Linked DNA regions of Homo sapiens: region 1 is linked to region 2. A link is an interaction called in ENCODE POLR2A ChIA-PET data of the cell type or tissue named here. Cell type or tissue: K562. All regions are shown on one strand. Each heading gives the region's core, and the rest is flanking DNA. Links, peaks and the distances in the headings are about the cores only.

Region 1 (5,972 bases), core at 6-5,005, 1.8 Mb before region 2:
TTAGTCTGGAAGCTCCCTGAGGACCAGGACAGGATCTTTTTCCTGCTGATCCCCAGGGGCTAACAGAAGATAAATGCCTCAGTGAAAGACGCCACCAGTCATCTCACAGATGCTATCTGCATACATTTCAACCAGTGAAGGGGCCAGGGCAGACCTGTTTGGTGAGGAGCGTCTGCACAGAAGACAGGTCTCGGCCATAATCATCTGTCTTCAAGCTGTTCTCCTTTTCACCTAGAAAACGAAGTGTGGAAAATATACTGCCCTCCTCAGTGGAGATGGATTAGAAAGGAAAAACATCAAAACCCAGACAAACCATTTTTTGTGTACAGATAAATCCCAATCTTCCTAACTACAGCCTCAGAACCCACATTAGCAGGCCCCTCCCTGCACCCAGGCCTGGCCTCCATCTGTGCCATGACGAGCTCCCTGCAGCCCGTCTTCTAGTTCAGTTGCTATTACTACTACCCAGGACACGTGGACCCCGATATCCGGACCCAGTTTTCCCTCACCCAGGAGCTGGGTGGCGCCCCTGACCAGGGCAGCTAGTGGTGCCTTTGCTGTGCCAACTTTGTTCATGCCATGACGTCACATTATGCCATCTCTGCGTGCAGCAGCGTTTACAGGCTTTTGTTTATTGACCCTGGTGCCAGCCCAGTTCCGGGTGGCAGTTCTGGCCTCAGGACACTGTCTCCTCCTAGCTGGCAGTCAGTGGTCTGCCCTGGTAGTAGGTTCTCTGCCATGCCCACAATTGATCAGTTTCTTCTCTGCAGAAGAAAACCAATGACACGGAAGGAGACAAAGAGCAGCTCTGGGAAGGCTCTTCCGGGCCTTGCTGACAGTGCTCACCGATCCAGGACTCCACCACGTCCGCCTTCCAGTTGAACTGAAGGAAGGCCGAGTTCTCATCCAGCTTCGCCTTTCTCTGGGCTGCAGCTTTCTCCAGGTCTGACACTTTCCCGTTCAGGCCCTTCATCTTTGAAGAGATGTTCTCCTCATGGTGATTGTTCTAGGCCATGGAGAGAGGCACACACTGGTCAGCCTTACCTGCTGTGGTTACCTGACTATGCCCTCCCTGGAAAGGCTCTAAACTTCTATAAAATGGGCCACTTGCTCCCCTGTCCACTGCTGGGTAAACAATGATAGGGTAAGGCTTTTGTAAGAGCAATGCGGTCAAAGGCTTCACACAAATACACGTACTGACAATTCTACTTTTAGGAATTCTTTTTTTTTTTTTTTTTTTTTTTTTTGAGACGGAGTGAATTTCACTCCGTCGCCCAGGCTGGAATGCAGTGGCGTGATCTCGGCTCACTGCAACCTCCGCCTCCCGGGTTCAAGAGATTCTCCTGCCTCAGCCTCCCGAGTAGCTGGGACTAATAGGCGAACACCACCATGCACAGCTAATTATTTTTAGTAGAGATGGGGGTTTCACCATGTTGGTCAGGCTGGTCTCGAACTCCTGACCTCAGGTGATTTGCCCACCTCGGCTTCCCAAAGTGCTGGGATTACAGGTGTGAGCCATAGTGCCCAGCCGGTCCAAGGAATTAATTCTAAAGAAATATGGGCCAGGCGCAGTGGCTAACGCCTGTAATCCTAGCACTCTGGGAGGCTGAGGTGGGCAGATCATTTGAGGCCAGGGGTTCAAGACCAGCTTGGCTAATATGGTGAAACCCTGTCTCTTCTAAAAAATACAAAAAAAAAAAAAAAAAAAAAATTAGCCAGGTTTGGTGGCACTCATCTGTAATCCCAGTGACCCAGGAGGCTGAGGGATGAGAACTGCTTGAACCTGGGAGGTGGAGGCTGCAGTGAGCCGAGATCATGCCACTGCACCCCAGCCTGGGCAACACAGCAAGACTCTGTCTCAAACAAAAAAAACGAATGGGCTGAAATTTGAAGTTAAGATGATATATTCATTAGTATTATTTTTGATAGAAAAAAACTGAATCATATCACTTAAAATACTACACATACAGGGCTGGGTGCAGTGGCTCACTCCTGTAATTTCAGCACAAGGCGAGAGAATCACTTGAGCCCAGGAGTTGGAGACCAGCCTGGGCAACATAACATAGTGAGACCCCATCTCTTAAAAAAAAAAAAGAAAAAAAGAAAGAAATTAGCCAGGTGTGTTGACACCCACCTGTGGTCCCAGCTAGCTAGGGAAGCTCAGGTGGGAGAACTGCTGAAACCCGGGAGGCAGAGGCTACAGTGAGCCGAGATCGTGCCACTACACTCCAGCCTGGGCGACAAGAGCAAGACTCCATCTCAAAAAATAAAAATAAAAAAATTGGCTGGGTACAGTAGCTCACGCCTGTAATCCCAGCACTTTGGGAGGCCGAGGCAGGCGGATCATGAGGTCAGGAGTTTGAGACCAGCCTAACCAACATGGTGAAACCCCATCTCTAATAAAAATACAAAAATTAGCTGGGCGTGGTGGCAGGCGCCTGTAACCCCAGCTACTCAGGAGGCTGAGGCAGGAGAGTCACTTGAACCCAGGAGGTGGCGGTGGCAGTGAGGTGAGATTGCGCCAGTGCACTCCAGCCTGGGCCACAGAGTGAGACTCCGTCTAAAAAATAAATAAATAAATAAATAAATAAATAAACCATACTACAAGTCACATTGAATTTAAAGAGAAATTCTTTAACACCTGTGGAAAGGGGGAAAATAAAAAGAAAAAAGAATTGAAAGATAAATTCAAAGAGGAAACAGGCTGTCGCTGAGGACAAAGCAGCCGGCTCGCTGGCCGGGGGTGGTGGCTCATGCCTGTAATCCCAGCACTTTGGGAGGCCGAGGAGGGCGGATCACCTGAGGTCAGGAGTTCGAGACCAGCCTGACCAACATGGAGAAACCCCATCTCTACTAACAATACAAAATTAGCCGGGCATAGTGGCACATGCCTGTAATCCCAGCTACTAGGGAGGCTGAGGCAGAAGCATCGTTTCAACCTGGGAGGTGGAGGTTGCGGTGAGCCCAGATCACACCCCTGCACTCCAGCCTGGGCAACAAGAGCGAAACTCCGTCGCAAAAAAAAAAAAAAAAAAAAAAAGCAGCTGGCTCGTTGCCAGGAGGCTGAAGGACACTCACACTGGTGATCTCCTGGCTTGAAGAACAGAGAATGTTGTCTGGGTGTGTGTCAGGGGGTTAAGTGTGCAGGAGCCACGTCTACATCTATACATGGCTGTAGCTGAAATTAGTTTCACGCAAGTTTATTTGCAGATCAGAGCAAGGAAGAAAAGCTCTCCAGTGAAGTGGATTTTAGCTACATTGTTGCTGCCTATGGATCAAACCCTAGTCTGAAGGCCATGACTGCTGAGTGCAACCTCTGTGATGAGAAATCTTACTCATGATGTGTGTGTGACAGGAAACCATAGCTGTTAAAACCTCTGTCCTGAGGCACTCCAGGTGCGTCACTGCACCTGAGTGATTGCTGGTGAATTCCCGACCCACGGACACACTGCCTTCAGTCTAGAGCTTCTGTGTGGGAGGGATGTGGCTTCGCTGCTGCTGAGAAAGCACCAAGCCCCTTTATTTTTTCTCCCAAAAGGGCTGCGAATGAAGTAGATTCATTTCTAAAATGCCCTGTACAGCCTCGAGGTTTTTGATAATTTATGGAGTGATATGATCCTATTAAACGGGAGTCTGCGGCTGTTTGATCTAGCTGGTAGCTCTAAACCTGTGGAGAGAAAAGAAAGGTCTGGCAGGTCAGACACAAAGATCTAATGTGTGGTGTCAGGGTGGGGCTTTATGGGTAATTTTTATTTTATGTTTTGCTTATTTGCATTTTCTACTGTCCCTATAAAGAGACTGTATTGCTTGAGAAATAAACTAAGAGCAGCATTTGGGAGTGCCAGTGTCTCTGTTGCTTAATGCAGAAAAAATAAGCACTGCAGAATAACTTTACTGGCTTCAAAAAGGGGGAAATATCCAACTTGTCACGAAACACAGGAATGGAATTGCTGCTGGTCTCCACGCAGACCTTGGTTTGGTGAACATCCCAGGAAGTGAACTTTGGGGGACCTCTGTGGTACCAACACGTGGGTGTCCCAGTGGGCGATGGAGGTCTTACCAATGGGCTGGACTCACCTTCTTAATGAGGTCTTGTCCATTGGTGCAGACATCATTCACGCGATCCTTGTGGACGGTGAAGTCTGTCTCAAAAGCTTCATGTTTCTTCAGTAAGCCCTGGAGTAGAAGCAGCCAAGGCACACTATTGAGAGCCTGCTATGTGTTGTGGGCTAGGCCCCGGGGACAGAGAGTGACAAAACTGCTATGGTCCCTGTCCATGCACACATTACAGTCTAGCTGGGGAAGAGGATAATAAAGAGGAACATTAATAAATAGAGAATCATAAAAGGAAGGAAAACAGGAGGCAGTGAGGCAGTGAGAGTAACCAGCAGTGGTGGGACAGGCTTCAGCAGGGACAGTCTTTGGACCTTTGGGAAGGGTCAAACCCTTTGTCATCCATCAACAGTGACTTATGGTCTCTCCCCCAAGAGGACCACAAGAATGACACAAAGCAAGCTGAAGATATACACCCAAACAAAAACGACACATTTTTAAGGTTTAACTTGAACACATCTCAGAAAAGGCCTTCCAAGTCATGTCTTTTTTTTTTCTTTTTGAGACGGAGTTCTTGCTCTATTGCCCAGGCTGGAGTGCAGCAGCGTGATCTTGGCTCACTGCAACCTCTGCCTCCCAGGTTCAAGCGATTCTCCTGCCTCAGCCTCCCAAGTAGCTGGGATTACAGGTGTGCACCACCACACCCAGCTAATTTTTGTAGTTTTTAGTACAGACGGGGTTTCACCATGTTGGCCAGGTTGGTCTCGGACTCCTGACCTCAGGTGATCTGCCCACCTTGGCCTCCCAAAGTGCTGGGATTACAGGTGTGAGCCACCGCACCTGGCCCCAGGTCTTTTCCTTAGTACAATTTAAGCACTGCAGACCATGCCTTTTTGGTTGCTTCCAGGGAACTCAACTATGCAGAGGATGGGAAATGACTGACCATCTAAATTCTACCTGAATCACCCTGACCAGCGGGAGGATGCTTCCCATGGTGAGGAAGGTGGCTCAAAGCTAACTCGATTCCTGGGAGTGCACACTCCTGCTTCCACATCTGGGGGCAGGAATTTAGTCATATCTGACCATGATACTTTGCAGCATCTCCTTTCCAGAGGGGAATCTATCCACCTATGCCTCTGGGCTGCCTTGGGACTTGCTTTGGCCAGAAGGCAGTGAGGATGATGTGTGAGGCCGCAGACATCTTGCAGCTCCTGCCTTTGCCTGTCTGAATGCTGCTGAAGGAGGTTGGTCTAGCCAGCTTGAGGACAACAGGCCATGTGGAGGGGAACAGAGATGTCCAGGCTGGATGACAATCAGGCTCAGCTGCCAGTGTGTGATGGATCTCTCAGCCCAGCCACGCTCTGCCTGAATGCAGGAGCGTGAAGGACCTCCAGTGACAGCTGCAGATGCCGCTGATCCACAGATCCATTGGAAGTAAGAAATGGGTGCTGCTTTCAACCACTACATTTAGGCGGGTTGTTATGTAGCAACAGTTAACCAATTTAGGGAGTATGTGATGGGCTGAACTGTGTCCCCCTCAAGAGATGGTGAAGTCCTAACTTCTGGTACCCATGAATGTGGAAACAAGATCTTTGCAAATGTCCTCTGCAAAGGTAAGATGAGGTCATTAGCGTGGACCCTAATCCAATAGACCTGATGTCCCTACAACAGAACACAGAAATGTGAATAGACACACAGAGTGATGCCAAGTGAAGACAGACTCAGAGGGAAGATGGCTACGTGAAGACAGGCAGAGACTGGAGTGATGCTGCCACATGCCAAGGGCGCCTGGTGCCAGCAAAAACTGGAAGAGGCAAGGAAAGATCCTCCCCTACAGGTTTGCAGAACATGGTCCTGCCTGCTTCTTGATTTCAGACTTCTGGCCTCCAGAACTGAGAAGCAATAAATCTCTGTTGTCC
Region 2 (6,364 bases), core at 1,365-6,364:
TGACTCTGCCTACTAGATGGATACTGCTGTTTGAGGGTCTGATTTATTCTACAGCTTCCATGCTGCCCTTGTGAAGTCAACGTGCTGAACTATGGCAGGTGAAACATAAGAAAAAGGTTCTGCTCAAATAGGGGAATGGGAAAAGCCTAGGAGGCAGAAATAGAAACCTTTGATGGAGAAGTTTTGCCCCTTTTCAAAGTCAGGTGATAAGTTATGAGTTAACTGAAAGCACCCAGCAAAGGAGATGTGATTGAAGATAGCTACACAGCTATTACAAGAAGTGGCCTTAACTTTGGTCTTGTCCTACAGATCAATTAATTTCAGTAGCTTGGACCATATTCACAGTTAAGAGTGTCCCAGTTAGGCCGGGCACGGTGGCTCATGCCTGTAATCCCAGCACTTTGGGAGGCCGAGGTGGGTGGATCACGAGGTCAGGGGTTCGAGAACAGCCTGGCCAACATGGTGAAACCCCGTCTCTACTAAAAATACAAAAATTAGCCAGGCACGTTGGCGCATGCCTGTAATCCCACCTACTAGGGAGGCTGAGGCAGAAGAATTGCTCGAACCCGGGAGGCAGAGGTTGCACTGAGCTGAGATTGTGCCACTGCACTCCAGCCTGGGCAACAGAGCGAGACTCCGTCTCAAAAAAAAAAAAAAAAAGTGTCCTAGTTACCAAGCACAGTTAGCTTTGAGAATTGTTCTCTGTAAGTTGATGGTTAAATTTTATTTATAGGTCTGGATTCATAAGGTTTAGCCAATTATGAGACACAGACAGCAAGGGACCTATCTACTTTGTGTACTGATTTTCACAACCCCTGAAGACAGGGAAATCACCATTGTAGACCCAGCCCAGAGTCAAAGCTGATGGTCAATAAATATTTGGTAAATAAAGGAGTGAATGACTAAGCCAAAGAACAGACTCTGGAAGGATATAAAGCTACTTTTGAGGTCCCCCATATATTTGCACTACTATCAATTTTTTTTTTTTTTTTTGAGATGGAGTTTTGCTCTCATTGCCCAGGCTGGAGTGCAATGGCACCATCTCGGCTCACTGCAGTCTCCGCCTCCTGGGTTCAAGCAATTCTCCTGCCTCAGCCTCCCGAGTAGCTGGGATTACAGGCATGTGCCACCATGCCCAGCTAATTTTTTGTATTTTTAGTAGAGACGGAGTTTCTCCAAGTTGGTCAGGCTGGTCTCGAACTCCCGACCTCAGGTGATCCGCCCGCCTCGGCCTCCCAAAATGCTGGGATTACAGGCATCAATTGTATATTTTTTTGAAGAATAAATGTAAATGCATTAAGCATTACTGAATTCATAATAGTTTTGTGATTTTGAATTTTTCTTGACCAACTATTATGTGGTGGAGGGGATGCTCTGCAAAATTTTCTAATGTCCAAAACAGGCCGGGCACAGTGGCTCAAGCCCGTAATCCCAGCACTTTGGGAGGCTGAGGCGGGTGGATTTCCTGAGCTGAGGAGTTTGAAACCAGCCTGGGCAACATGGCGAAACCCCATCCCTACTGAAAATACAAAAAAAAAAAACCCCAAAAAACCAGTTATGGTGGTGCGCACCTGTAATCCCAGCTACTCGGGAGGCTGAGACACGAGAATTGCTTGAACCCAGGAGGCAGAGGTTGCAGTGAGCCGAGATCATGCCACTGCACTCCAGCCCGGGCGACAGAGTGAGACTCTGTCTCGTTCATTCATTCATTAATAAATAAATAAATATCCATCCTTCCACAGTACTTGAAAAGATTGGAAACAGTTGTCCTAAGATGCTTCTGAAGCCCCTGCCAGCAGAACTGCATGGCACCTCCTTGGCAGAGCTCCCTGTGTGAGTCACAGACTTCACTCCTGCCCTTTCTAACTTCGGGTGGTCTGAACAGGCTCACACCATACTCTTCAGAGCTGACTCACACGAAACAGTTTTTTATTACATATAACCTCCTAAGTTATCTAGCCCACATTCTGTGTTTCCTGACTACAACGTGCTACTGTCACTTGGAGCTCAGATTGGTGAAATCACAATTTGAAAGTTGTCCAAAAGCAACTTTCGGTCCTTAATCAATTGCCACAAATTTCAGTATTAGATGAAGCACCAAATAACATGTAACCATCTGCTTTAGATTGTGCCAAAACCTCACTGAAAATATGCCCTTCTAGAACAAGCTTCCCAGCAGAAATTAACAACAAAATTAGTCAATTTTTATAACTATAGTTCTGGTATATTTAATCGAGAATGTGTCAATTCCATTTATTCTACCTCCAAAGCTAGTTGCCAGCTGTCATTCTCTTGACACACACTGACTCTACCAGAAACCCTTTTCTGATCAATCCCACTGCCACCTTCTGCCTAACTTACATAAACCAGTGTCCAGTATTTCAGCTGTCTGCTGAGATATAAAATCTTTCATTTGGGTTAGAAAAGAAGACCCATACTTATCTCAGAATTCTCAGGTAACAGGCAATTTTGGCAACACTTAGGTGACATTCAGTTGGAAGAGGGCACTTCGTAACATTGTTGTGTGCCTGTACTTCCTAAGATCTTGGAAGCAAAAAGTTCATGGCTGTAACTGGTAAAGACTCAACAGTGAATCTGCATTCATTAAAAAAAAAAAAAAAAAATCAGCAGTATTGATTGAGTGTGGAACAGGACTGTGCCAGGAACGGGCAGACAATGAAGTCATAGTTCCTGTTTCGGAGGAGCCTGCTGTCTAGCAGGGGACATGTGGGTGTGTGTGGCGGGGAGGGGAGTGAAGATGGATGGTATATACAAAATTACCAAGTGACAAGTGCCACAGCAGAGCCAAGTTCAAAATGAAATGGGGCCAGGCGTGCTGGTTCACCCCTGTAATCCCAGCACTTTGGGAGGCCGAGGTGGGTGGATCACTTGAGGTCAGGACTTCTAAGACCAGCCTGGCCAACATGGTGAGACCCTGTCTCCACTAAAAATACAAAAATTAACCAGGCGTAGTGGGAGGCATCTGTAGTCCCAGCTACTCGGGAGGCTGCGGTAGCAGAATCGCTGGAATGCAGGTGGTGGAGGTAGCAGTGAGTCAAGATCATGCCACTGCACTCCAGCCTGGGGGGACAGAGGGAGACTCTCCATCTCAAAAAAAAAAAAAAAAAAAATTGAAATGGGATCACTGAGTGCTAAGCAGCTGGGTGGGATGCTCAGGGAAGGTGTCTTGGCAATGATTTTTGCAGAGCCTAGAACAATAGAAAGGAGCTCACCCAGGAGGGGAAAAGTCACAGGGGAGTGAATAGAAAAGAGGAGGAGGGAATATTCAAGGCAGAATCATCATGGAAGAGCCAAGAGAAGCCTTAGGAGAGTACCCAGGTCCCAAGTGGGGAGCAGAGGAACAGAACCAACAAGAGGGCTGGTGTCAGATCTGGAAGGGCCTTGGAGGCCAAGCTGAGGAGCTGAGATCCTGTCAGGCGGACCTCACGTGGGAGATGATGGCATCAGATCTGCTTAGGAGGAGGCCTTGGAGCAGTCAAGGGCAGAAGACTACGTGTGGAGTTGAGGCTGCTGTGAGGGAGTGGCTGTCCCAGAGCAAATGGGAACAGGGTAGGCCAGCTTGGGGCCCAAAAACGTGGAGATAAGCAGGTTCTGCTGGTGTTGAGACCCACAGTCTCTTGGAGATAAACACTAGGGCAATGGTCAGGGGCCCAGATAAACCCCTGGCCTTTAGAACCCCTCTCTAGGGCGCCAGCAGGCAGAGTGGGGTTTCCTCTGACATTCTGGGCCCTTGGGCCGGCAGTCACAAGATAGCAACAGGGCACGCGTAGCTAGCTCAGTGGGGCCCAGGACACCGGCTGCCTGGGTTTCTTACATCTGTGAAAGTTAGTGTTCTCCTGTTAGATAGGGACGGCAATGTCACCTACCTGGCAGGGTTGGTGTCAGGGTGAAGGCTTAATCCATGGAAAGCGTTTAGAATGCCGCAGAACACGGTGGGCCCCGGGGAAATGTAAATGCTAGCAAGGAGTGAGCCCTTTGGTCACTGTGGCACGTGAACTTAAAACTGCTCTGGTCAGGAGAGGATGGGGAGGGGTCAATGCTCCTTTTACCCGCCCATTCCTTGGAGTAGGCCTTGATGATAGCTTTTCTACTAGTTTGAAAATCACTGGACTTTGTATTCCTGGGGTTAATTTCTACATGTATCTCCTAAACCTGAGGGTTCAAGTAGGGTTAGCTGCTGGTACCAGTCCTAGAGCACAGTCTGGGGGTGGAGTCTCTATTTCTCCTCAGAGACCCCAGTGCAAGAGCCTGAGGGGGATCCGGCGAGTCACCCACCACCTAAAGGCGTCAGTAGGACAGCCTGGCCTACTTAGGTCCTTGCTCCCGAGCATCAGAAGCTGGCCTTGGTGCCCTGAGAGGGACAACTGTCTGCATCTCACTCCAGACATAGACATCCCTGCTGGCCCAGGAGGAAGCCCTTACAGAGGGGTTTCCCTGAAGAAGAAAAACATCTCACCAACAGAATAGGAAGCTGTCATCCTTTTCCGCTACATGAGGCCTGGAAGGAAATTCTCCTTCATGGTTCTGTTATAAAGGAGTTAATCCAAGTTGCGTTCTTAACACATGTTAAGCATGTAGTGGATCTTCACTTAGAGCTGTTATTTTTACTCCATAATCCCAATTTTTCTTATATCTATTAAAGTCGGCATAGTGTTTAGTGAGTTGAGTGGGTGTTCAGAGGCCAATAAATATATAGAACTGCAGTAAAAAAAAAATTCTCTCCAAGACAAATTCGCTTATATTCTTCATATTATGAATAGACAAAAGAGATTCACACAATATGACATGCTCTATGTGAAGCAAAAATGAGTCCTTTCTAGTTTGGCTGAAGGTCACTTTGCTGTCATGTTTAAGCCTAGAATTTCTAGCTAAGCCAGATCCTGAAGGAATTCCAGCAGCATTTACAGCGTTGTCATCCCTCTATCCTGAGTGGAACGCTGTGCAGTTGAGGATCTTTCCCGAGAATCCTAATAAGTGAGATTTTATCACAGCATTGCTAACCCCAAATTAACACACCCCCAGACTGTGCTCTAGGACTGGTACCAGCAGCTAACCCTACTTGAACCCTCAGGTTTAGGAAATACATGTAGAAATTAACCCCAGGAATACAAGTCCAGTGATTTTCAAACTAGTAGAAAAGCTATCATCAAGGCCTACTCCAAGGAATGGGCGGGTAAAAGGAGCATTGACCCCTCCCCATCCGCTCCCGACCACAGCAGTTTTAAGTTCACGTGCCACAGTGACCAAAGGGCTCACTCCTTGCTAGCATTTACATTTCCCCGGGGCCACTGTGTTCTGCGGCGTTCTAAACGCTTTCCATGGATTAAGCCTTCACCCTGACACCAACCCTGCCAGGTAGGTGACATTGCCGTCCCTATCTAATTAACGGTGGCAGTTCTAGAGGCAAGCCTTTAGCTTCCATTAACAAAGGTTAGCTGTTGCACTAAGCAGACCAGAATACTCTGGGGAGCAACATAGTATCTTATTAAGTTATAAATACATTTAATGGCTTTTGTATTGGTTTCTTATTTTGGAATGAGGGAAAAAAACAGATCTCATAATCACTGTAGTCTAAGTAAAAAGCCACTTTTAAAAAATAATATGTATTTACCTACAATATTGCTTATGAATTATCCTTTTTTATAGAGCCCACAAAGTCCCTCAAAGGACAATGGTAACTCCTTCCTGTAACTGCATCAAGCTACTTGCAATGTAAACTTTGGCTTATTTGGAAGAAATTAAAAGTGGTACAATATTTTAAAATAAAAAAAAAATTTTTTTTTTGAGACGGAGTATCTGTCGCCCAGGCTGGAGTGCAGTGGTGCAATCTCAGCTCACTGCAACCCCTACCTCCTGGGTGAAGCAATTCTCCTGCCTCAGCCTCCCGAGTAGCTGGGATTACAGGCATGTGCCAACACACTCGGCTAATTTTGTATTTTTAGTAGAGACGGGGTTTCACCATGTTGGCCAGGCTGGTCTCGAACTCCTGACCTCAGGTGATCTGCCCACCTCAGCCTCCCAAAGTGCTGGGATTACAAGCATGAGCCAGTGCACCCAGCAAATTGTTTGGTTTTGATTCAAACAAGTCAAACCAGTTCAGAAAAAGTCCCCAAGACTCCTCTCCCCACCACTACTTCACTTTCTGTTTCCCTGTTAAAGGAAAAAAATGTTATTCGCACCCATCTTCACTCACTAAACTTTAAACGTAGAACATTTTCTTAAAAAGAACCTAAGAGTTGGAACCAAGGGTACAGCGTTCTTATCCTTTACTTATCTGCACTGAGAAAGAACATATTTTACATCATTTACGGAATAACAGACTGTTACAGCAAGTTCAAGCTTA

What was found. ChIA-PET counts read pairs that join two places held together with the same protein. Peaks named below come from ENCODE experiments on the same cell type or tissue, not always from the same donor. Only the 100,000 strongest peaks of a DNase experiment are listed, where the experiment ranks them.
Region 1: POLR2A ChIA-PET joins it to region 2 with 8 read pairs; 1 of 35 experiments calls an interaction of 5 or more read pairs at or near these places.

The regions. Positions count from the first base shown.
Region 1 is chr9:128,619,362-128,625,333 of GRCh38, reverse strand. It overlaps SPTAN1 (spectrin alpha, non-erythrocytic 1), which reads right to left. Exons shown (of 57, transcript NM_001130438.3): 45 at 4,078-4,176; 46 at 847-1,006; 47 at 155-231. Among named protein-coding and RNA genes, the nearest start is that of DYNC2I2, 34 kb to the left of the region's middle. In K562, for the core only: a CTCF peak has its summit at 510; a DNase peak (open chromatin) is centred at 3,122.
Region 2 is chr9:126,839,816-126,846,179 of GRCh38, reverse strand. No RefSeq gene overlaps it. Among named protein-coding and RNA genes, the nearest start is that of ZBTB34, 18 kb to the left of the region's middle. In K562, for the core only: no CTCF peak of the experiment used is centred there; a DNase peak (open chromatin) is centred at 3,559.